Regions from separate parts of the Mus musculus genome. Here all the other regions are linked to region 2. The links are chromatin loops, found by intact Hi-C in ENCODE. Cell type or tissue: left cerebral cortex. All regions are shown on one strand. Links, peaks and the distances in the headings refer to the core of each region. The heading gives the core; the rest is flanking DNA.

Region 1 (8,244 bases), core at 1,290-6,289, 400 kb after region 2:
AACTTGGACTGCCGCTTACTAATGCTGGATTGGCAGCAGCCATTCTGCAGGGGAGGAGGCGCTCGGATTCAACTGAGCTCAAACTTTGCTTTAATTGTGGCAAACCAGGACATTTAAAAAAGGACTGCAGAGCCCCTATAAAAAGGACAGCACCAGGATTGTGTACTAAATGTGGAAAAGGATATCATTGGGCTAAGGACTGTCGTTCAATTAGAGATATACGAGGCAGGCTCTTGCAGCCTACAAGGTCTTATTGTCCACCCTGGAGTTGTAGATCAGGATTATAAAGGGGAACTTCAGGTTCTCTGTTCTTGTCCTCAAGGTGTCTTTTCTATATCACAAGGGGACAGAATAGCTCAACTAATAATTTTGCCAAGCCTACATGGCTGTTTTCCTTCCTCTGGTATTCCTCGAGCTGCCAGAGGGATTGGTTCTACTGGAAATGATTCTGCTTACTTAATAATGCCTTTAGATTCCAGGCCATCCTTGGAGTTAGTTATAGAAGGGAAACAATTTAAGGGAATTTTAGATACAGGAGCAGACAAAAGTATTATTTCTTCTCACTGGTGGCCAAAAAACTGGCCCGTAACTCAGTCATCACACTCTTTACAAGGGCTAGGCTATCAGTCCTGCTCCACTATTAGCTCCCGTTCTTTGAGCTGGCAAATGGGTGTCACCCATATTTCCTCCTTTGGGAAAAATCACTATTTACATGTTTGTTAATCTGTCTAGGCAGATTTATTTGTATCTTGCAGGAAAATGGTCTGAAAGATTCGATGAGACCCTTGAGGTCCTGAGAGCGGCTGTTCTCAGGATCAACTCGACAAGAGTGGACCTGTCATTGACAGAGGGTCTCTCCTCCTGGATTTCATCTGCTTTTTCTTATTTTAAGGAATGGGTGGGGGTGGTTTTATTTGCTGCTGTTGTCTGCTGTGGACTTGTGTTTATGCTCTGGTTGGTTTGTAAGCTCAGAACCCAACAAAACCGTGACAAGGTCATTATCGCTCAAGCACTTGCAGCCATTGAACAAGAGGCCTCCCCTGAAATTTGGCTGTCCATGCTTAAGACCTAAATGACATCTGAGTTCTCTGCTATTGCGTCCCACGGATTTGTGGATACATTGCACTGGGATGTAAGAGACTCAACGCTCATTGATCAGCACTTACACCTCGCTGAGGTTTACTAATTCGTTTTTTGGCTGGCCTCTTTTATAGAGTTCGCCCTAGGTCATTTAGCAGTTACTGTCACACAGTACTGCGGTATCCAGAGACGGGCAACTTTCCTCATGCACAGACCAACCTAAGACACAGGACCCGGTGGCGATAGGGTTACCCTATGACAGGAAAGGCTGTGAAATTGGAGGAATGACCTAAGACAGGAGCCACAGCAGATGGACATGACTGCAGACGCTTAGACCAGCCTCAAATTTTAATAAAATAAAAAGGGGGAGATGTGGAGAGCCATGCCGCGAGCAATCGTGTGAATGCCATGAGCAATCGCCATTATAAGATGGCGCTGGCTTCCACTGCGCCTAACTAGTAAATAAGCCTTATGCGCAAGTGCAAGAGTGAACTCACGCCTAGTCACTGCCCATCTCGCAGCATAGTAATGGGGTGATGGGCGAGCAATGAATCAGGAGCTGTCACACCACATCAGGTGCTGAAACATCACGCTGTGGGCTATATAAGCAGCGCCATTTTCCTGGTTCGGGGTCTTCCCTCCTGATAAGCAAGCAATAAAAGCTTTGCCGCAGAAGATTCCGGTTGTCCTGAGTGTGTTCTTGCCGGCGGGGACAAAAGCTCGGGATAACTTGTTAAACAAAGCAAGCAAGCAGGCAAGCAGGCAGCCAGCCAGCCAGCAAGCAATGGCCTCTATATGCCAGAAGCCTAGTTATAGAATGGTTTTAAGTGGCTCTGGATCCATCACCTCAAAGACTATTTTGTGAAATTTCCATAATAAAATGAAATCTTTTATGTAAATGAAGGTGATGTGGTAATAATAGTATACATATTTTTTAAAAATCAAAGGGAAAGATTGCTACTAATGTGTAGCTGTGTTTATCATATAGACTGGAAATGGCAAAATATTTTTCATCAAAATTTTGATTTATCAGAGCTTGAATCTAGGAAAAGTGCCACACTTGAAAATAAGTGCTACAATAGTAAACGTTTAAAGTAAATATTCACTATGTGCCAAATACTAGCAAGTGAATTACATTTTTAGTCCTTATACCCAACAGCTGTATGAGGAAAGCATCCCACTTTGATGGTTGGCACATTACAGTAACAAAGGATTAAATCAGGTGTCTCATATCTATGAGATATTAAACTGGGCATGGGAGTGTGGTACATTATACCCATGTACTCTGGCTTCAAAATAATGAGCTTTTAATTAGCTTGGCTGTTAGAGAAAGAGAGAAACAGAAAGAAAAGGAAAGGTATAATTGAACATGCAAAGGCATTAGCTAATACAACCATATCTAGTAAATAAAATTGACTATAAAAAGAGCCCTTGTACTTTCCTCTAGTTTCAAATATATGGCTGCATGGACCATGAAAGAAGAGCAGTGTGCCACACAGTAGGTTTACTCAAATAGTTTCTACCCCCAAACATTTTTTTATGGCCTTTCCTACATTCCCCTTAGTCACGGCTCCCCTATACTCAAACTTTTAACACAGACCATAACTCCAAAGGGCACTGTATGATAACTGCTGTTGTCTGGAGTACCTCTCGGCTGTAAATTCACAGCCTGTTCCTGTCCTGGCATAGGCCTTGTATTGTATTATGTGGACAATAAACAGTAATAGCAACAGGGACAAATGATCATTTAAAGGTATCAAATTACAACAGTGTCTACAGTCATCTTTACTTTTACTGGATAGAATGGGTCTTTAAAGATTGTTCAAGGTCCTAGGGCCCCAGAATATACAGAGTTTTTCAATAGGTAGTTGATTAATTACATTGAGTTATAAGGATATATGGGATTTATGACCCTTGTTAAATTGATGGAGTCATCTTGAAGCAGTTATCACTGATGACTGCCTATGGGTACCAAGTCTTGTGGATAGAAACTCAGAAGGAGTTGCAACCATTCACCATCTTCACCTTCTCCCTTAGGAAGCTGCTGGGGATAAAGACACATTTCTCCCATCCGGTCACATCCCCTCCCTTTCTTTCTTCCTTTCAAATTCTGTCATGGTGATAATTATAATGGAAAGTGCCTGTGATATCTAAATGTCTACAATAAAATCCATAATTTATTATCATTTTTCATAATTATGACACATACTATTTATCACACAACCACAATATAATCCTTACTTTGTCTAAAGGATACATGTTAGGATTATAATAATAATATAATTTCATAAGAAGTAGTGTCTTCTATATATACACAAACACTCAAAAAAAAAAACTAGACAGAGAAACCTAAAAAGTCTATTTTACTATGAGTGAAACTTCATTTTGGCAATTTCCAGAGCCTGGGATTTTTCTTCTTCATCTTTGAAGCACCATCCAGGGTACTTTTATGCTATAATAAAATAATACTGGCTCCATCTGGTGGTCAATAAGCCTCCAGCTTCATGAAATCAGTCAAAGTGTTTAGGGGTTACTGGAAATATAATTGCATACTGAAGTATCTAAGATCTGAGATTAACCAAGTTTAATCCCGTTTTATTTATTTTTTTCCCTCTACTTAGCCTCACTGTTTCATATTAGTAAGGGGTTTACAATAATTCTTAACAGAATTTTTTTCCTGTTTTTCTTTCAGCTAATCTGAGAAATGTGTAGGTAGCAAGTTTCTGAGAACAATTCAGTTAAAATGTATCCTGATTCTCAGATTGGATTCCAGATGGACTATAAAGTATAAAAATATCCACCGACCTCCAGCTGTATTTTCCATTAGACATTTGCACAACAGTAACCTGTGGGAGCCCAGAGCTAGGCCTTCTGTACATCTGCATTATAGTCAAAGCTTCATCTTGATTTTTAAATTATGTGTCAGAGGACTGCTTGCAGAACCACAACATGAAATATCAGTGCTAACAACTGTGAGGACTCTGCTAATTTTACAGATGGAGAAAATGAGGTTCAAAGACGTCAAGTGCACTAAACTGCAAGTTCCAGAAATCACGTTATTTAATTTGTTTTTGTTACATTCACTTATTTGTCTATGTGTGTGTGAGTACATGTGCCATGTTGCATAGGTAGAGGTCAAAGGACAACTTACAGGGTTGGTTCTGTTTTTTCACATGAAAGTCAAGGTTTTGCTCTGGTAGCAAACACCTTTACCCATAGACCATCTTTCTGTCCTACCTTATTTTTGAGACAGGGTCTGACTGAACCTATTGCTCAATGATCTGGCTCTAGGGATCAGCCTGTCTCTGCTCCTCAATGCTGGGGTTACAGGCATGTATTTGGCTTTTGTGTGGGGTCTGGGGAGTTGAACTCAAGTCTTCTTGCTTTCACGGCAAGTGTTTTGACCAGTGAGCTGTCTTCCCACCTGAGATAAGTTTTGTAACAGGCTGATGCCTCCACTCTACATTCACTCCCATGGATGCTTTCTCTCTGCAGGGAACACCCACTGTAGATACTTTCATTTTTAGTTTGGTTTTTTGAAACAGGCTTTGTCTGTGTTGCCCTGGTTGTTCCAAAACTCAGAGAGCTGTGCCTGCTTCTGCCTCCTGTGTGTTAGTGGCTGGCCTTGGGCACTGTATATTCAGTTGCTGATTTCTGTGTCCAGTCTGGATGCTAGCATTATCTGGTTATTGAACCATCTCCTGCATTGGTGTTGTGTAAAAAATGCTCCCCAATTTTCTCTGATTGGTTAGAAAAAGCTGCTCAGCCTATGCTGAATAGAGAAGATAGGAAGGCTGGACTTCTGATTCCAGCCACGGAACCCAGGGAGAGCAACCACATGAAGAGACCAAGAGTGGCCATGAGGCTCCAGGAGGAGTCAAGTGGGGAGTCACCAAGGGAGTTTCTATGAGGACACACATGGACCAGAGCAAGCCAGAGCAACACTCACACTGAAGGCAAAGCAGCTGGGAAGCAGACATTTTAGAATCGATGAAGATCTGCCCAGTCATAGTGCTTAAAGCTTGGTAATAAACTTAACAGGTCTTTGTATCAATTATTCTGGAGTTAGAGTAGGAACAGATAAGGCAATCATGCTTAAATTACAGTCAACACCTAAGTGCTGGATTAAAGGCATGAGCTGCCACATCCAACATTCACTGCTGATGTTTTCAACAGCTCAAGCAATCATGATCATTTAGAAAACGGAGTGTATCCTTGGCATTTAAAAAATGATCTAGAATCAGGTTGGAAAAATGGTTCATTAGTTAAAAAAGTATTTGTTGCTCTTTCAGAAGACTCAACCTCAGTTCCCAGGACCAAAGTTGCACGAAACCACCTGTACTTCAGCTTGAGGGGATCAGTAGCTTACCTCTGGCCTCTGTGCCTGCATGCACACGTGTGCCCACACACACAGGCTAACAATACATTTAAAAAATGTTCTCTAAGTATCTCTTTCCTACCTTCCTTCCTTCCTTTCACTTATTTTCCCATACTGTGTTAGATTTAAAAAAGTTTAAAAAATCCTTTTATCTAAAAATAAAATTTCACCATTTTTTCTCAGGATCATATTACTTTGTTTGGTTTATAATTCAAGTAACAGCTATTGTGTTAATAATGTATAGCCATTACAGGACTTAATTGAGGCTACTACAAAATATACTAAAATACATTTAAATTAATTGAGTTTATAATATATTAAAAAATAGGGAAAGTGGGGTGAGGTGGTGGAGGCTTAGTCAGGAGATGAACTAGCTCAAGGCCAGTCTTGGGTATGTAGGGAGAGCTTGCCTTTGAATTCAAGGGTTGGGAATGATAATTGCCCTGTACACACAGGTCCTGAGTTTAATTCCCCAGTACTGAAGGGAGAACTTAAATCAGTAAGGATGGAGTCTAAATAAAGAATATTAAATTGGGTTTTATTCATTAGTAAATAATAAATTTGCCCTATCTGACAAGTAACCCTTTCCCATATTTCTCCATTCTTCATGATTCCAAGAAAGAACTGTATCATACAAATGATTATTAAGGGCTACTGGGAATTACTGGGAGATATCAATAGCTTTTTAGTAAGGATCCAGCTTTGTACATATCAGCTATGGTTTGTTGCTCCTGTTCAATTCACAGCTTCCTTCACCAAGGCTGACTGATGTTCCCACATGTCCTACAGAGCACAGTGTACTTCTCCAGGTGTGTGACCCACAGCCCTCATAGTCTGATAGCCATTTGACAGTGATTCTGTGTCACCCTCCTATGCTGGATGGGGAAACTACAAATTATATATGTAGCATTGTAGCAAGAATGGAAGAGACAAACCCCAACCAACCCCTGCTCCGACCCCCGCTGCCAAATACCCGAAAAACAAAACCAAACGAACAAAACCCTTAAGTTCAAAATAAAAAGATTTCTGAAGCCAACCAGGTAAACTAAAAATATAGCTATTAAAATTGCCTGCATCTATGATCTCCCAGTAAACTAAAAACTGTAGAATATGTATGATTTTAGCAGTACTTAAAGGAAAGCTCTACTGCTTTTTTTTTTTTTTAATAATGAATGAATGAGATAACATTCTTCAAATACTTGCCAGAGTTTACATTAATCCTTAAAATACTTGCAAGTAAGGCGTGCCAAGACACGCATTATTTTTCCTCTGCGACCGGAGAAACTGAAGGAAGCAGTAAGTTTTCTAAAACTTACAACAACTTCCCCAGCAGCAGCACTTTTAGGACATGAGGTGACTGAGACACAGTGGGCTTTCCCACTTTACCTCCTGCAGCAGAAGGGCTATTCTTATCCCTATTGCACGCCTGAGGAAGCAGGGGTTCAGAGAGGTTAGGTCTCTTGCCTCAGGTTATAGGGCAAGATTACAGATGTGGAGGGCAAGGGTTTGAAACCCCAGCTTTCAGACTTCAAAGCCTGCTGCTTTTCTATCCTGTCACAAAGCAAACTAGTTAGGGTGGGTGGGGGAGGTGGCAGTGTGCACTGGAGGAAGGGAAACAGTGTTAGCTCCTGCCATGAAAGTTCGTACACTGGACAAGGAGTAAGGCATAATCTACCAAGGGAGGCAGAAGAAATAACACAGAAATTTTGAGGAAGCTTTTGGGAAGTTCACTCAGGTGAGTGAGTGGAAGCCAGACAGAGTGAGGCAGCAAAATGACCTTGTAGGAAAAAGACATTTAGCCACAGTAGATGCAAGAGACAGCGGAACCACTCTGTGAGGACAACTCACTGAAAGATGCATTTGAGTAAGACAGGGAACTCATTCTTTGAAAACAAAGACTGGATGAATAGGATGAGGAAGGAGAGGATGAGGAGATGAGACAGAACTGGGACCATGAAAGTGCTCCACTGAGGGACTGAAGCCTGCTAAGAGGTAGGTGGTCACACTTATTATTTGTATGCCAACACTTCACGAGATCATTCTCAAGTCTTCTATAAAACCCCAGAATGCTTTAAAGTCTTCTCATTAATTATATTGCTAGCTTGAGGTAATTGATGGGACTACATTTCCAAGTTTGGTACCCACAATTCTTTTCATCATTAGTCTTAAGAGAGTTCAGAGAAAAAGAGTGGGGGAAGGAAGGGCTAGGAGGAACAAAGGAAAAACAATATAGAGAGCTTTCAAACTTTGGAGTTTACTTCTAACTACTTTAGGTAAAGCTATTTTTCTTCAGTTTTTTTGTTTTGTTTTGTTTTTTCCAGAATACTACAATCTAAATAGGAAACACATCTGACTTTTAAAACAGCATAGTCAGTCATTTCTGGCTCTGTCTTACTGTCTTAGAAGAGGTTATCTGCTTTGACCACGTTTTCTCCCTATCAGTTTACATGCTGGTCTTCCCTTTTCTCCATGGTTAGCGACAGCTCTAACAAATTAAATTAGGAGATGGAGAAAAGGTAGGAGAGACCATCACCAAACTGCTTCTTTTGATAAGTGACTGTCCAAATGGTCTTTCTGGAACCTGGGTTTGGAGGATGGGTGGAACAAATGTCTTTGCTCAGCTTTAGCCTGATCCCATGCATTGCATGCAAGTACTCAGTTTGCTGAGCCCATCATCCAGCAATAGGTCGTGTTGTTTGTGGCTCATTTCATTTTTAAAGGAAACAGTGCTTTGTAGCTTACAGTGGAAAGAGCACTGAGTAAAACTTCTGACTCCCAAATCCACT
Region 2 (8,244 bases), core at 2,192-7,191:
TTTAGTATTCTATCTTTTTTTTTTTTTTTTTTTTTAAAGATTTATTTTATTATTATGTGTAAGTACACTGTAGCTGTCTTCAGACACACCAGAAGAGGGAGTCAGATCTTGTTATGGATGGTTGTGAGCCACCATGTGGTTGCTGGGATTTGAACTCTGGACCTTCGGAAGAGCAGTCGGGTGCTCTTACCCACTGAGCTATCTCACCAGCCCCGTATTCTATCTTTATTTAGTGCATTTGATGTTCTGATTATTATGCGTCGGGAGGAATTTCTTTTCTGGTCCAGTCTATTTGGAGTTCTGTAGGCTTCTTGTATGTTCATGGGCATCTCTTTCTTTAGATTTGGGAAGTTTTCTTCAATAATTTTGTTGAAGATGTTTGCTGGTCCTTTGAGTTGAAAATCTTCATTCTCATCCACTCCTATTATCCGTAGGTTTGGTCTTCTCATTGTGTCCTGGATTTCCTGGATGTTTTTAGTTAGGATCTTTTTGCATTTTCCATTTTCTTTGATTGTTGTGCCGATGTTCTCTATGGTGTCTTCTGCACCTGAGATTCTCTCTTCCATCTCTTGTATTCTGTTGCTGATGCTGGCATCTATGGTTCCAGATTTCTTTCCTAGGGTTTCTATCTCCAGCGTTGCCTCACTTTGGGTTTTCTTTATTGTGTCTACTTCCCTTTTTAGGTCTAGTATGGTTTTGTTCATTTCTATCACCTGTTTGGATGTGTTTTCCTGTTTTTCTATAAGGACTTCTACCTGTTTGGTTGTGTTTTCCTGTTTTTCTTTAAGGACTTGTAACTCTTTAGCAGTGTTCTCCTGTATTTCTTTAAGTGAGTTATTAAATTCCTTCTTTATGTCCTCTACCATCATCATGAGAAATGCTTTTAAATCCCGGTCTACCTTTTCAGGTGTGTTAGGATGTCCTGGACTGGGCGAAGTGGGAGTGCTGGGTTCTGATGATGGTGAGTGGTCTTGGTTCCTGTTAGTAGGATTCTTACGTTTACCTTTCGCCATCTGGCAATCTCTGGAGTTAGTTGTTATAGTTGTCTTTGTTTAGAGATTGTTCCTCTGTTGATTTTGTTGCCCTCTATCAGCAGACGTGGGAGACTAGCTCTCTCCTCTGAGTTTCAGTGGTCAGAGCAGTCTCTGCAGGCAAGCTCTCCTCTTTCAGGGAAGGTGCACAGTTATCTGGTGTTTGGACCACCTCCTGGCTGAAGATGAAGGCCCAAAACAGGATCTTTCCCAGAAGCTGTGTTGCTTTGGCCAGGAAGGTGGCCGGTTGTCTGGAACGGAAGGTGGGGCCGCCTCAGAAGCTCTCTGGCTCTCCCCTGTCCCAGAAATGGCTGGCCTCTGTATTCCACACCTTCACCCGTGCAGCCTGCCCTCCGCGGAGTCCTGGAGCCAAGGAGGCTCCCGCCGCCGGGGCCTGAGGCACAAACCTCTAGGGCTGGCAGATCCCTGTGCACTCACCAGGAAGGTGGCCGGTTGTCTGGAGCCGAAGATGGCGCCGCCTCTCCAGCTTGTTTCTTGAACCATTAAGTTCTATTAAATTATATGAGGATGGTCAGGTGCTGGACCACACCTGTAATCGCCTAATTTGGGAGGTAGGGAGAGGAGGTTCAGGAGTTTAAGACCAGTCTGAGTACATAGCAAATTCATGATTTTCCTGGGCTACACAATAGTCTGTCAGTAAAAAACCAAACAATTCTCTAAAACAAAACTCAATAAAACAGAAACAAAGAATAATTCTCACCATAACAAACAATAGCAGTAGCAAAAAGTACATCAAGCCTGAGCCAGGCTCAGAGATGGAACAGCAGTTGTATATGTTGGAGTCTTTAGAGTCAGTCTGTAGTCTCTTGTCCCACATCTTACCAAACTGTAGGAGGTTCCTAGTTCTCCATATCCTTGGTATCACAAAGCTTTAACACATTTCTTCTTTATGAAAAGAAAAGAGGGGCTGGTGAGATGGCTTAGTGGGTAAGAGCACCCGACTGCTCTTCTGAAGGTCCAGAGTTCAAATCCCAGCAACCACATGGTGGCTCACAACCATCCGTAACGAGATCTGACTCCCTCTTCTGGAGTGTCTGAAGACAGCTACAATGTACTTACATATAATAAATAAATAAATCTTTAAAAAAAAAAAAGAAAAGAATTACTATTTCTGTGTTTTCTGTTGAGATTAAGCACTTTATTATAACCTATTGTTTGTTAGCTCATTTTTTTCTTGTAACCTGTCAGTTCATACCATTTTTTTTAAATCTTTTTTTTTTTTTTGTCTATGAGAGACTTGTAAGAAAATTCTTTAAAATTTTTTGATTTATAGTATGCTTTATTGATAACATTGTCTATTCTTGTCCTGGATTTTGCCTTATGTTTCTTATTTTTAATGTTTTCTTAAATTTCATTTAATAAAGTTAAAGATTGTTTAATAAAGTTTTAGTATATGTGCTGCCGAAGCGAGCACTGTTTAATAAAGTTGTGCTGTTCAGAAACTATATGGAATTGGGGTTGGGTAGGTGACTCAGGGATTGAAAGGTTTGTCAAGAATTAAGACCCATGTTCAGATTGCAAGAAACCATCTTAAGATGGATGTATGTAGTCGTCCATATCTCTAACCAGCATATTTAAGGCAAGATGGGAGGAAGAGATAGGAGAATCCCTGGAAGCTTGCTTGCTAGCCTGGTGAATACAGTAGAGAAAAGATACTGCCTCAAGGAAGGTGGAAGGAAAGTTACAGTACCAGAGGTTGTCCTCTAGCCTCTACATGTGTAATATAGCATGCCTATGTCTACTCACACACACATTTTAAAAACAGAAAGTATAGAGTTGGTTTTTAATTTTAATTAATTTATTTTTAGGCAGGGTCTCTAGCCTAGGCTTGCCACAGACTCACTGTATTACCCAGGCTGACTTTGCACTCCTGATCTTCCTGCCTCTGCTTTCCAAGTGCTGCTATTATAGACATGTACCACCACACCTGCTTCATGTATGTTGGGGATTTATCCATGTCACCAACTATATCATGTTCTCCAGCTTTTATTTTATTTTTTGAGACAGTGTTGCTCTATGTTGTCCAGGCATTCTTCCAATTTATGGCAATATTTCTGCTCTATTCTCCTGACTACTAGGTTTGTAGGTATGAATCAACAAGCTGGATTTCAAATTGAATTTTAAAATATTGAATTTTGCTTTAATGTCTCAGAGGAAGAATTAATAATATGTTATCTTGATAATCCCCCTCTTCAATTTTACAAGCATAGCATCAGAGTTTTTATTTTTTATTTTTTTATTTTTTTTCGAGACAGGGTTTCTCTGTGTAGCCGAACTCAGAAATCTGCCTGCCTCTGTCTCCCGAGTGCTGGGATTAAAGGAGTGCGCCATCACGCCCGCTTGTATCAGAGTTTTTAATCACATTTGCTGAATATACCTACAGTTTAATTTTATGAAATACCTTATCCTTTAGCCTAAAATTTTAATTTTAACTTATATATATTAAGAAATTTAAAGTATCTCTCAGACTTTTGTCTCTTTACTCCTTTTTAAAAAATACATATATACATATACTTATACTTATACTTATATCCCCCCCCCCTCTTTTAGTGATAGGATCAAACTTACATGCTAGATAAGTGCTCCACCTCTGAGCCATTTGCCAGCCCCCTTATGTAATTTCTATTATTCTCCCATTGGTTTCCTGAATGTGTTTTGTTCACTTAAGTTTATTATATTTTTAAAGACCACTTGAAAAGTTTTATTTTTTGAGAGTGTAGCTAGAGGATCTTTTAATGAAATGAAGAAAGAAAGAAAAGGCTGGAAGGAAAACTTTTGAAAGAAATACTGGTTATTATAATATTTTTTTGAAGAATTTCTACTGTAACTGAAATTCATTCAAAATTGATTTTCCCCTTTCTTTTAGTGTTCAGGATTCAATCCACTGCTTCATACATGTTGGTTTAGTGTCCTACTAATGAGTCACATCTCCAGCCCTCATTCATTGCGATTAAAACAGTAGGAAGTAGTTGTTGTAAAATATTTACATGCTAACAGAAGTGCGGAATATTAATACTGCAGTAGCAAGGGGCTGGGGAGCTGGCTCGTAGCTAAGTGCACATCCTTCTCTTGCAGAGAAGCTGAGTTTGGACCCCAGCACTCATCTGAGAAGCTCACAGCCACCTGCATCTGCAGTTCCAGGGCGTCCCAACAGGTTGGCCTCTTTGAGGACTTGCACTCAAGTATATATATCCATGTGCAGACACGTGATTAAAAGTAAATCTTTTTTAAAAGATGACAAGACATTAGAACAGGAACGAGAAATGAGGTAGGACCTACACATTAAAGAGATTTCGGGGCATGAGGGTTGAAGAAACTGTGGCCAAAATATGCAAAGTTTCAGTTAGAATTAATAAGTTCAAGAGACCTGGTTATAATAATAATAATGTATTATATACTTGAAAATTCCTAAGTGAATAGTTTGTAGTGTTTTAGCAATAAAGAAACTTAAGTATGTACATTAATACATAAATATCTTGATTTGCCTTTTAAATTTTGTTATTTTTGCTGTCCTGAGGAACAAATCCAGAGCTTTATATATTAGGCAAACATTCTATCACAGAACCAAACCTTAACCTTAAGTGGCTCTTTTTAGCCATTCCACCATGTATATATGGCTGTCGGTTTACATACTATAAATATGTATCATTTATTACTTAAAAATATAAATAATAAAAAGGGAAACATTTACATCATAAAATGCTTTTGGATAGAACATAGCACCGAGGACTTGACTTTTTTTTGTATAACTACTGTTACTTTCAGCATTTGGTAGAGGCAAGGAAAATTAGAAAAGTTTCATTACTCTGTTTAGACACAGGATGGCACTCTTTGAATAAGTAATTAGCCAAAGTCTACTTCTCCCTGAAAAAACCGTGCTTTAGGATGCAGCTACTTCCTAGGGCCAATTAACAGAGAAAAAAGCTTTTCTCCTAGGTCATCTAGGTGCTTGGTGGCGACCCCTTTACTTAGCTTTTCTGTGCTGGCTATATCCTTCTTCAGCCAGTGTTTGTAACATTAAAGAAAGTTGAGTCTCATCTACTTAATGGATGATTTTATGCAAAGACAGCTAGGTAGCTCTGTGCCACATTTATTTTTTTGGTGTTTACTAGTGTGTTATGAGGTCTAGCAATCTCTATTACACACACACACACCTCAATGAATCTTTATTTAAAACTGTCAGTACCAACCACAGAACACATTTCCACTTTTGCTATGCACTGAGCCAGATAGTGAAGATCAAGGTCAAGATGAGAGCTACTAGCCCCTGGACCAATGTTATGGCCTTCCAACCCTTTAAGAATCATTGAAGTAATTGTATCCTTCCAGGTTCCCACCTATGCCTTTTTAAGCCATTCAAGGTTTTCCAGAACGGAAGGGAAAAAATATCAAATGGACAACAACGTTAACAGAAGTTAGAAATTTAAGAACTGGTATTTAGAACGTGCCTCCTCCTTATTTACATCCCTCAGGTCCAATTTCATTTTCTGGTTCTGACCATAGGAAATTGACTGGGTGTTAATTAAAGACTGGAATTTCAAGGCTCAATTTCCCCTCCCCCAACCTTGGCAACCCTTAAACAATTCCCAACCCCGCACTCCACAATACAGACAGATAAATGATGCGGCAGATTACACAGCTGAAAGGCAATATTTGTCCTGAGCTATTTTCGATTTTCTTCCTGTTTCCGATACTTTCGCCAGACATTGTTTGCTTGCTTAGGACTTGGAAAGTGCAGTGGGCATATTTTTTCTCTATGGTTTAATGCCAGGGGCTTTTTCCTGGTAAATGAAAGTGAAAGTGCTATGTCGGGGTGGTATTTTATCTTTAAAGGCTGAACTGGCAGCTGATGTGGAGGGGGAGGTGGGATTGGAAAGCAAGAAGAACCGGTTCTAAATGTTTTGTTTGTTTATCTTGAGATCTCAGCAGGGCTCCCGTGTTGTCGCTGCGGCCCCCACCCCCAACCTTTTTAGGGGGCTGACTTAGGCTTTATTTTCTTTTGAGCAATCATTGAAGTTTCTTTCAATCTACTACAAACAAGCAAAAACAAACAAACAAACAAACAAACAAAAACAACTAAAACACCCCCCCCCCCCGCCCCCTCACTTGTGGCTTTCCCTGGTGCAGTTTAAAACACCATCTAGTCTCTCATCTGGAAATAATGCAATACTCCCCACCCCCTTTTCCTTTTATAGGTCCACATAACCTGAAGTCGATAATCACATGGAAAATGTGCAGGTCTCAATTTCGTTTCCTTTTTATTCTTTTGGTGGTATTTTCACTTGTTGAAGTATATATTCAACACACAGGCGTTTTGTTCATGTCTTTAAGTCTTGAAATTTTGCTCTACTGATCTGACTCCTTACATGACAAAATTTATGAATAACTTTTAAATATTTACTGCAGAAATTAAAATAAAACAAACAAACAAAAGTCAGAGAATGACACCAAAAATTCTAACAGTGACATTAGTCTACCCACCCCATCCCCCACCCCCTACCCCGTGCCTTTCCTTTTTCCAAGAAACTGTAAATAACAAACCAGACAAGACTCCGCAAGAGGTTAGAGGAGGAGGAAATAGGCGGGGTGGGTTAGGGGAGAGAGGTTAGAGGGCCGGAGTTTCTCTCATTCACAGGGTGGAAAAGTTGACATTGTCTAAGCCCTTCTGAATGGCTGGTGGTTGGATACCCCGATTGTACCTCTACTTCCCCTCCCCCTCCACGTGACGACCCAGGACACATGCGCACCCGACGCAGCCGAGGCACATCTGCAGACTGACGTCAGTTTGTTCTGCCTCTGAGGAAAGCTGCCAAAATTTTCTTCTGCTGCAATTGAAGTTGGCTTGGGGCCGGCAGTGAGCTCGAGGGCTACTTCAACAAAACTTTTCCTGCCCTTCCTGCTCCTCTTGTCTTCTCTCTCCTGATACCTTTTGATGCTCTGCACATGTTATTTGCATAGCAAAGGCACTAAGCTGTCCAGGAAGAGAGGGCACCACTTCCACCCCTAATAAGCCTTTCCCCTCCTCTTTCTTTTTTCCTTTTTTTTTTTTTTTGAGGGGGGGTGGGTGGGGGGAGGGAGGGAGTTGGGGGTTGCAAAGCACTTCTCAGGTTGATAGCCTTGGATGTATTGAACGGATTTTTTTCTTTTCTTTTCTTTTTTTCTTTTCTTTTCTTTTTTTTTTTTTTTAACTGCCAAATCGGAAAGTCTGTTCTTTAAAACTCCAGTTAGCGAGACTATAGGGTTTTATTCTGGCTGCAGAATAACTGGCTGGTGTGGCTTTGCAAGGGGGGGCGGGCAGGCAAAAAGAAAAGACAGAAAAGAATACGTGAGTCGTCCAGTGCAATCTCTATTGTTTGAAATTTACTTTTTATCAGAATTTGAAGATGAAAACGGTAAGGAAGACTTCACAATATTCAATGAAACCTTAAAAAAAAAAACCCAACAACTTGTGCTTTGCTTATCTTCCGAAAAACGCTTAGATATTCTCTCTCTGTCTCTCTCTCCCTCTCCCTCTCCCTCTCTCCCCTTCTCTCCCTCTCTCTCTCTCCCTCCCCCTCTTCTCTCTCTCTCTCTCTCTCTCTCTCTCTCTCTCTCTCTCACTCTCTGTGTTGTGTCTGCGCGCGCGTGCGTGCTTTATGGCAAGAAGTGAGTTTCACTAAACTCACATTACAGATAGAAATCTTTTAAACTCTAGTCTACTCGTGGATGTAAAATTCCGGGGCTTACAGGTATTTTATAATGTGAAAATACGCGCTTATTGTATGAATTTGCATGTTGTGCGAAGTGGACTTGATTATGATCATCGTGGACTTTTAACTAATCACCAGATAGCGTGGAGAAGGTAATGATGATGTGTGTTTTTAATCGATTTCCAGACTTATGAAATTGCCTTCTGAGAATCCGTTTCATGTCAGTGTCTTTAGTATTCAGACAAGTGCATATTTCATGCCTGTGCTCTCAGGGTAGCAGTAGTGTGCTGGCTGAGCACCGATGCTCTAGGATATGTTAAGCTCTTAATAGGCTAATCAAAGAGATGAAAGCGTGTGGTTTTGATTTACTTTTGCCCACTTGGGCCATGCTAGACTCATAACTCTCTGGAGCCTTGTTTATCAGAGTATGTCTGTATATATGGTATATAAGACTGAAGTTCAGTGACTGGGGAGAGAGAACAAGAGTGCTGAAGGGAGTATTG
Region 3 (8,244 bases), core at 1,290-6,289, 230 kb after region 2:
ACATCTTCTGCTATAACGCATGGAGGTACAGAGAATGTTGGCTTCACAGAGAAAATCCAGCCATGCAGAGGTGGCCAGAGCAGAGGGACCATCTGGCTACCAGGCAGAGCAGCTAGCTACTTTAGCTCCAGACAGTAGTGCAACATCTGGTTCCAGCCTTGTGAGAGATGACTCTTCCACTGATGTCCCATGAGACCCTCCTGACCTTTATGTCACCCTCTTCTTCACTCCACTGAGCTTATTCTTGTATGAAATTCCAATTCTATTTACTCATCAAGAACCCTTGAGGTCAAATGAAGAAGCCTAGACATTTTTTTTCATGATGTGTGGAGACACTGCCTAACCAGTGAGGCAGAAGTTCTTCAACCACACTTACAGAACTCAGTGATCGACACCTGGTATGTAATGACCACTCCAGTAAATCATCAGATGGGTTTTGGCTTATTTTCTGTTGAGAATCCAGCTAGGTTTTCTATACTACTCATAAACCTCAAATCTTCCTGCCCCAACCTTTCAAGTGGCTACAGGCATGGGTATCACCACTTTTACCTAGTAAGTGGTTCTTGAATTAAAAATTCAATCTTAGACTTAAGTCATTTGTGAGATACCACTCTGTAGCCCCATAAGAGAATAAAGAATCCTGAGAGAGAGAGAGAGAAAAAAACTTGTTATCTCTCACAATTCTTCCAGAAACAACTGATCTATTATGTAGTACATTTTTCATCTACATAGTATGCTTTTCAGATTATATGTATATATAATATAATAGTGCTTAAATGGTACCAAAAGTCACTTTTAATGTACTCTCCTTATAACATATGAGGATTAGAGATAGACATAATACACTCCCAAGTACCTTAATAACAAATATGCAAACACACGATGAAAAATACTGGTGTGGACATCTATATATTTCCTTTCAAGTAGCACAACGTTTCTCAACTCTTCCTATTGTCTTGTATTTGGACACTGTTAAGAGGAAGAGAGTAAGGACACAGATGAACTAGAGTATTAGCACATTAAAACACTGTGGCAAGGATACATCATTAAAAATTGACATCTTTGACCAGATAATAAGTGGCCCAGTAATGCCACTACAGTCTGGCATCCACCCCTAAATTGGTGTTGATATTAGACCCCTCATGTGATGGTTTGAAAGTATGGGAGTTATGGGAGATGATTAGGTCTTGAGGATTGAGCCCTCATGAACACTAGAGTGCCCTACAGAAGGGGCTCTGTAGAAACACAGAAAAGGAAAAAGATTGTAACTAGGATACTGGTTAGTGCTCATAAGACATGGTTGTTGATGCTTTGACTTTGGGTTGCTAAGGACCACAAGTAGTAACTTCCTGTCGATCATTAGCAACCCAGGTTACAGTTCTCATCTCTACAACACTCATTCTGTATGGTTTCTCCCCCTACTGATAACAGAGCTAGACAATGGGTCCATGGCCCTAGAGGCCCAGGCTGCCATGAGCTTCAGCATGTCCTCTTTTGTAGGACAGCTAAATTATCTCTTATGTAAAATTCTTTGGACTCACTGGGTTTCAGATATTGAATTTTTCAGAGTTTGGAATATCTGTCTAGACTTTAAAATCTATAATGGTCTAGAACCCCAAACTTTTTAGATGTCATACCAACATGTTTTAGATTTGGGAGTGTTTGATTTGGATTGGATTGGATTAGATTTAGCCTTTTGTTTGTTTGTTTGTATGGTTGATTTTTTAGACAGAGGCTCCAGTAGATCAAGTTCATCTTGGAATCACCAAGTTGTGGAGGGGGAACTTGAATTACTATTGTTAGAGGAGTGGGCACAATTCTTGGACTGGGGAATCATATCCAGGACTTCATGAGTGATAAGCAAGCAATTAACCAATTGAACCACATCTCCAGGTTCAATTTCAGAGCATCTTTTATTTTCAATTTTCAGGTTAAGGATGATCAACTTAATATGAATTGCAAAGTTTCCTTTTTGTTGACATGTTGGATTCCTGTTGCAAGTAATACCAAGAGTCTGCCCCGGGACCTGCATGAGGCAGAGCATCATCAAACAGTTCATCTTCTTCAGGAGACAGTTCCACAGGAAGACAAAAAGCAGTAAGTAGAGGATAGTCTATAAACTGCTTTCACTGTAATTCTCTCTTGCCCCAGGGCAGGGGGCAGCCCGACCATGCAGAGTCTGAGAAGTTTCTTTGAAGCCCAGGACAGGATAGGTCCCTATGGCACGTGGTCTTAAAGTTGCACTGCATCAATTATAGAACTCTTAACAATACAGCAACCCCCTGAAAAAGTGAGACATGGGAAAATCAGCCCACACAAGATTTATAAGCTGAGCCTCTACAGGCTGTCCTGTAACCACTGCCATTTCTTGGGGTTGTGGCTGCTTTGGCATCCATCTTTGCTCTTGACTCTTGGTGGCCAGCATCAAAGTCTCTTGGCTGGTGGCAGGCAGTGCTTCCTGTCTCCCAAAATAACCAGAGGTCAGAGGTCATAGTTACCACCACCCAACAACGCTCGCCTGCTGCTGGAGCCACTGAGCAGACGGAAGCAGTGGAGGAATTGAAGACTGGCCGTGTGATTTTTGTTTTGTTTTGATTTGTTTTAATAGAGTAAGGTCCCTTACAGAGAGAGAGAGTGACCAGACAGAATTGTATTCTATATTCCTGAAGAGAGAGAAAGAGAAAGCAACTTAGCAGTCATTTAGTTATGATTTAATATTAACAAGCTCCAAACTTTCAAACCCCCTTCAACAGAGCCTTTCACCTTCCAAGTGACTTCAGCTGCTTCAACACAACCCCCTCTATGTCTGGGGCATCAATTTGATTTACAGAGCATTTCAAAATATTTATATATTTTTTAGGGTTTCCATCACAGCCTCAGCCAGTAACCTGCTGTGTTTGAAAATGTCTGGGCAGTAATTGTCATTGTTTGCAACAGCTATTTTGGAGTCTGGAGAGTACTGTGGCATTTTGTAGAATCTAGGAATGCAATTACCAACGTTGTATACACGATCCAAGTGGCTTTCTGGCTTCAGAAGCTCCACCCCAGGGGAGAAGGGACAACAGCAAAACGTTTGTTTAATTTTTCTCTTGTAGTCGGTCAGTGATAGGTGGATTATATTAAGGCCAATTTGGCAGGAAGATTATTAGGGTAACAATTCCTTATAAGTACAAAACAATGTTGAATTAAACAAGGAAGAAAAATATGACCAGGGTGAAAAGCTCTTCTGACCCAGGGTCATATCTAAGTGTCTGGGGAAGAAATCAGATACCATAGGGACGTCTGGGTCCTGGAGTGAGTCATCCTTCATGATGCAAGGGATTGTTTTGTACCAGTTAAAAGAAAGAGCTACAGTGCCACTTAAAAATGACCTGTTAACAGTTAGGGGCTTTGTGTTTGAAGGGGGGGGGGGGAGACAAACCCCTATTGAGTAGGCCATTTTGGACCGTGTAGGTCAGTGCGCAGGTTCCCACTTGTCGTAGGGGATTGAGGTGTCTTAGATCTTATCAAGTTTTGAGGGGATAGGGTTACTCCCAAATGATTTCTTCTCTTCAGTTTTATTTATGTAATTTTTTTCCCCTTTTAGATGTTATCTGCAGACTGCAATGCTAGCTAGCACCCTTTCCTAGTGAGAAACAGAGTCTGGAAACAGAATCTCTTGACTTCCAGGTGGGCAAATGATTTGAGTAACTCCGAAGCTCGAAATAAGGATTTGTTAAGAAAGATCTTAAAACTTAAAACCATAACCTGCCCATGGTTGGGTATACCTTAGAGGTAAAACACGATTTCAGCAAACAGGAGCCCCTAGAGTCCACCCCAATCAATAAAAGGAAAGAAAAGGGCTGGAGAGATGGGTCAGGGGCTAAAAGCACTGGTTGCTCACCCTGAGTTCAATTCCCAGCAACCACACGGTGGCCCGCAACCATCTGTAATAGGATCTGGTGCCCTCTTCTGGTGTGTCTGAAGACAGTAACAGGGCACTCATACATAAAATAAATAAAAATAAAATCTTTAAAGGAAGAAAGGGAGATCACTAGTTTGCGAGTAACCGCTCCCGCCCCCCCAAGGCTTTGTATGTCTTCATTCCCGTGCCTGTGGGGTGTTGGGAATCTAACGCCCAGGAAAACAGAGCCCTCTGAGCTTTAGCACTGTATGGGTAACTTGCTCCCAGCCACATCTGTCCTTTGATGTGAAGTTTTGTTTTACAGCTGGCTTTTAGACAGCCAAGAGGTCTCAGGTCAACTACAATGAAGCGCCCTAGCTAGGGTCCTCGGTAGGTTATTGAGGTCCATGACTTCCGGGCCAAAGAAACCCGACCCTGGCATTCCTGGGCTCCTGCGTGGCTGGGACCTTTTTCTAGTTTATTTCTCCGACCAGCTTCTTCACCCCTGCATGGAATCACACTCAGGACAGACGCCTCCACCCCACCCTATCCCTTCCACCCCCATGAAACCCCCCGTTTGTCCTGAAGCTCCGCTGCAAGGGGCCCGCCAGGCTCCCCCAGACATCTATGACAACAGCAGACGCCGCGCCAGGAGCACACACGAGCTGTCTCCAAGCCGGATCCTTGCCAGCGACTCGGTGGGGGGAAGAGCTGCCTGGAGAAGGCTAATCATTCCCAGTCAGGCTGGCTGCAGCCCACTGCGGCTGCGCGGAGGCAGCTGTGGGCCCATTGTTCACGCAAGCAGTGGCCCAGGGCTTAGGGAGGACTCCAGGCCCAGACTCGGTGCTCAGAAGTGGTCAGAATTATGGAATTTAAACTGTCCACCACTTAAAGGAGTGGCCTCATGTCCAGTATCTTGATAAATCACCCAGAAAGCTGCAGCGGGAAGCGATGATCTTCAGGGAGGATCTTGATGGTTTTTTCTTTTCAGATTATGCACATGACCAAGATAAAATACCTTTCAGAGTCTCATTTACATAAATTACATGGCTCTGAAATGCCAATTTCGTATCCCGACAGGTCTGTCTTTCAGCCAAGGGAGCTTTTACATGTGAGTTTCACTAGGTAACTCCACCCTCTTTCATCTATACTTAGTTACACTGGTTTGTCTTTTATTACTGTAAGCATGGCTTTGGAGTCCAGGAAATGAAAGCATTGGTATTTTGGTTCATTTATTCATTCACTTTAAAAGGAGACCAATACTTTTGTGATGTAAAGATGTTTCCGGGGCAGCAATGGCAGCTTTTGCCGGAAGAGCGGATTTAACAATAAATTCATTATTCTTGCAGAATTTTTCTGGTGCCAGGAAAGCAACGTGAGTGGAGCCTCACAGGCTGGGATGGGGGTGGGAGGCTCCGAGCCCATGGGAATTCAACCAGCAGAAAGGACTTCAGACCCTCCTGGGTTCACTGCAATCAAGCGAAAATAACTCCCACCACAAAATAGCAAGTTAACTGCTTCTCAAGTGTAGATAGCCGGAGATTGGAAAAGGGATGAGTTCACAGTTGGTATCCCGTCTAAACTGCACCCCCACAGTTCCTGGCAACAACCAGGTAGGCTTGGTCCACTATAAAGGGGGCTGCTTGGTGACTAATTTAACCCTCAAGTTCTGTCTCCTCCATTTGCGGTCACGTGGTGGAGGTGAAAGTCCCAACTTATCTCGCCTCCTTCTGGCGGTCAGTTCCACCAGAAAGTGTCCCAGAACTGCCAATCACCAGCACCTTATTAGCATACGAAAGACTTTATCTCGGCAAAGGTTGGGAGGAATTTAGGAGTAAGCCCAAGTCACAGTGATAAATACAAAGACAACAGACTCAAAATACAAACAGGACAGTAGAAACACCAAAGAGAATTTTAGGTAGATACTTGTAAGTTGTACCTTAAAGTAAGTACAGGTGGAGCTTGTAAGGCTTGATATCATACACAAAAATTGTAATGGAGTTTGAGATGAGAACTGGGTCCAGGATGATAATTATGTAGTTTGGATCATTGAACATGGGGGGGGGGGGGTGTCCCTCGATTCAAGGAACACCTGGAATATTCGATTATTTTAATAAGAGTCTCTGAGCTACCCTGGTTTCTACCTTTTTAATTTCAAGACCCTGTAGTTCTTCAGTGGACCACAGATGCATATAAATAACTTTAGTCAAAGTAATACCCAAATCATGGGATGTGGTGTTGAGACAATCCTGTCTCTCATAAGTGAAAGCTTCTGACTTGTGGGTGTTATGACCAGTAGAGTTTATGCCAAAGTCCGTGGCTGCAAACTTTTTGCCATGTAGTAGGTCCCTGGTTTACTGCAATGTTACGGATTTCCATGCTATCAGAGTGAATATTTCCATAGGTGATAGTTTGGTCAGGTAGAGCTCTGCAGAAATGAAATACAAAGTTAAACCTGAGAAGGCTAGGCTGACTCCATGACAGGCTTCAGATTGGCAGTTCAGGAGACGAGGCCTACATCCTTGTTTCCAAGAACTGGGCAAGTCCAGGCAAGTCCAGGCCTCAGAAGCTGCCCTGCCACCTGGTCTGAGGCACGGACAATTGGGTCAACAGTAGTTTCCAGACCTCTCCAGCAACAGTTTCTAGCCCCCACACCCAGGTAATGGTTCTGGAATGTCCCTAGAGATGAAGCAAGATAATGTGCTTCCCCTAATGTGCTTTAAGTCTGGCCTGCGAGTTCACTTGCTTATCTCTCTATCTTGGTAATGTGAGACCCTAACATGCTGAACTTCTGCAGAATAAAACACTCTTTGTGTTTACACACTATTTGAGACCAGGGTATCATTCTTCAGGGAATCGTGAACTCCTACCACTCAGACCATGTATTTATCTCAGAGTGAATCATCAGCCCTTCCACAGTGGAAGGCACTCAGAGTAGTCAAGCAAGTGACTCACAGGTCAGCTTGAGGGATGAGAACGTATCCAAGTCTGTTGCTGGCAGGTTGGATATGCAGCAGTATAGAGACCCTGAGTATTTATCTATTGTCATGTCAATTCATGGACTTCACCTCTGCTCCTGAGGGCACTTTGCTCATTGTCACTGTGGTAAGCGATGACAAATGTTGGGTGCTACATCTCTTCTTTACACTTCCATCTATGTGCTCTAACTGGTTTTCTTGTTGTTGTGACAAAAATACCTGGAAAAAAAAAGCAATTTAAGGGAGAAAACACGTGTTCTGGCTTACAGTTTGAAGGGATACCTTCCATCATTGTAGAGAAGGCATGGTGGCAGGTGCAAGAGACCAGCTGGTGACATTGTGCCTACAGGCAGGAAGAAGGGAGCAAAGAATGCTGGTACATAGCTAGGTTTCTCCTTTTTATGCAATCCAGGGCCCAAGCCCAAGGAATGGTAAAGTCCACCATTGGGGTGTGTCTTTGCATTTCAATTAAACTAATCTAGATCATCCCTTGTAGACACACCCAGAAGATTGTCTCATTAGTAATTCTAAATCATCTCAGGTAGACAATAAAGTTAACAGCCCCAGGCCCAAAATCCATTGTCCCTTAATCTTAATCTTCCTTCTCTTGGGCTCCTGACAAGCCAGCTATACCACACACTACTTCCAATGAATTAGATTACATTCTATCTTGTGGCCACTTCTCTGACCACACACACCAGTCCAAGTCTTGCCTGTGCCTTTTCTTCTCAGCCAGTTCTCACAACCACTCTAAAGCATGTAGTAGTATAACGCATCCTTTTTTTTTTCTCTCACATACCAAGCTGATTAATTGGTGAATCAAGCTTGATTTATTTTTTTCCTCCTCCAGGAACTAGTTGTAAGGGTTGTAAACCCAGAATGAGATGAAGAAGGGAAAGAGGGGAGATGATGTAACAATGGTGGGTGACGCACAGGGTTGAGCCCCCTGTTTATCCAGATGGCTTGTGTCCTCTTGTCCTGCTGTTGTACCATTGTGGGTGGATTCCTACAAGGTCCTCTGACTCACTAAACTGAAATCTCATGTAGGATGAGCAATTTTTGGTGAATAATTTCACATATGAGTAGTTTTAGACAGCTGGTATTCCATGCTCAGACACTCAATCAGGGCTCAAATATGTCTTCGTTTTCTCAACAGAGGTTAAATGTTCCACTGTGGCTAAGACAGTCTTGATTCATAATCCTGGGGATCTGAACTTGATTGTGTAGGTCTTGTCGTATGCATCATTTTCTACCACTGCTTTTCTGGGGTGAAATCCATAGGTTCTGGAAGGTGATATGATCCAAGCTCCAGCATGGCTAGCACTATAACCTTTTCTGCTTAGACCCCACACTACATAAGTAAACTTGCATCCATAGACTAAG

The links. Hi-C counts contacts between places; a loop is a spot of excess contacts. Peaks named below come from ENCODE experiments on the same cell type or tissue, not always from the same donor. Only the 100,000 strongest peaks of a DNase experiment are listed, where the experiment ranks them.
Region 1: it touches region 2 in a loop (12-fold over the local background); 19 of 42 quality-filtered maps call a loop at or near these places.
Region 3: a loop joins it to region 2, with 6 times the contacts of the local background. A loop is called at or near these places in 6 of 42 quality-filtered maps.

The regions. Positions count from the first base shown.
Region 1 is chr13:104,677,840-104,686,083 of GRCm38, forward strand. All of the region lies in intron 11 of Cwc27 (CWC27 spliceosome-associated protein), which reads right to left. Among named protein-coding and RNA genes, the nearest start is that of Cwc27, 130 kb to the right of the region's middle. In left cerebral cortex, for the core only: a CTCF peak has its summit at 3,570 (motif pointing left); a DNase peak (open chromatin) is centred at 3,557.
Region 2 is chr13:104,280,221-104,288,464 of GRCm38, forward strand. Adamts6 (a disintegrin-like and metallopeptidase (reprolysin type) with thrombospondin type 1 motif, 6) reads left to right here and starts at 7,615. Exons shown (of 25, transcript NM_001081020.2): 1 at 7,615-7,780. In left cerebral cortex, for the core only: a CTCF peak has its summit at 4,868 (motif pointing right); DNase peaks (open chromatin) are centred at 4,973, 5,310, 5,756, 6,221 and 1 more place; H3K4me3 peaks cover 2,091 bases; H3K27ac peaks cover 1,850 bases.
Region 3 is chr13:104,513,892-104,522,135 of GRCm38, forward strand. No RefSeq gene overlaps it. Among named protein-coding and RNA genes, the nearest start is that of Adamts6, 230 kb to the left of the region's middle. In left cerebral cortex, for the core only: a CTCF peak has its summit at 3,949 (motif pointing left); DNase peaks (open chromatin) are centred at 4,606, 5,199 and 5,527; H3K4me3 peaks cover 1,256 bases; H3K27ac peaks cover 968 bases.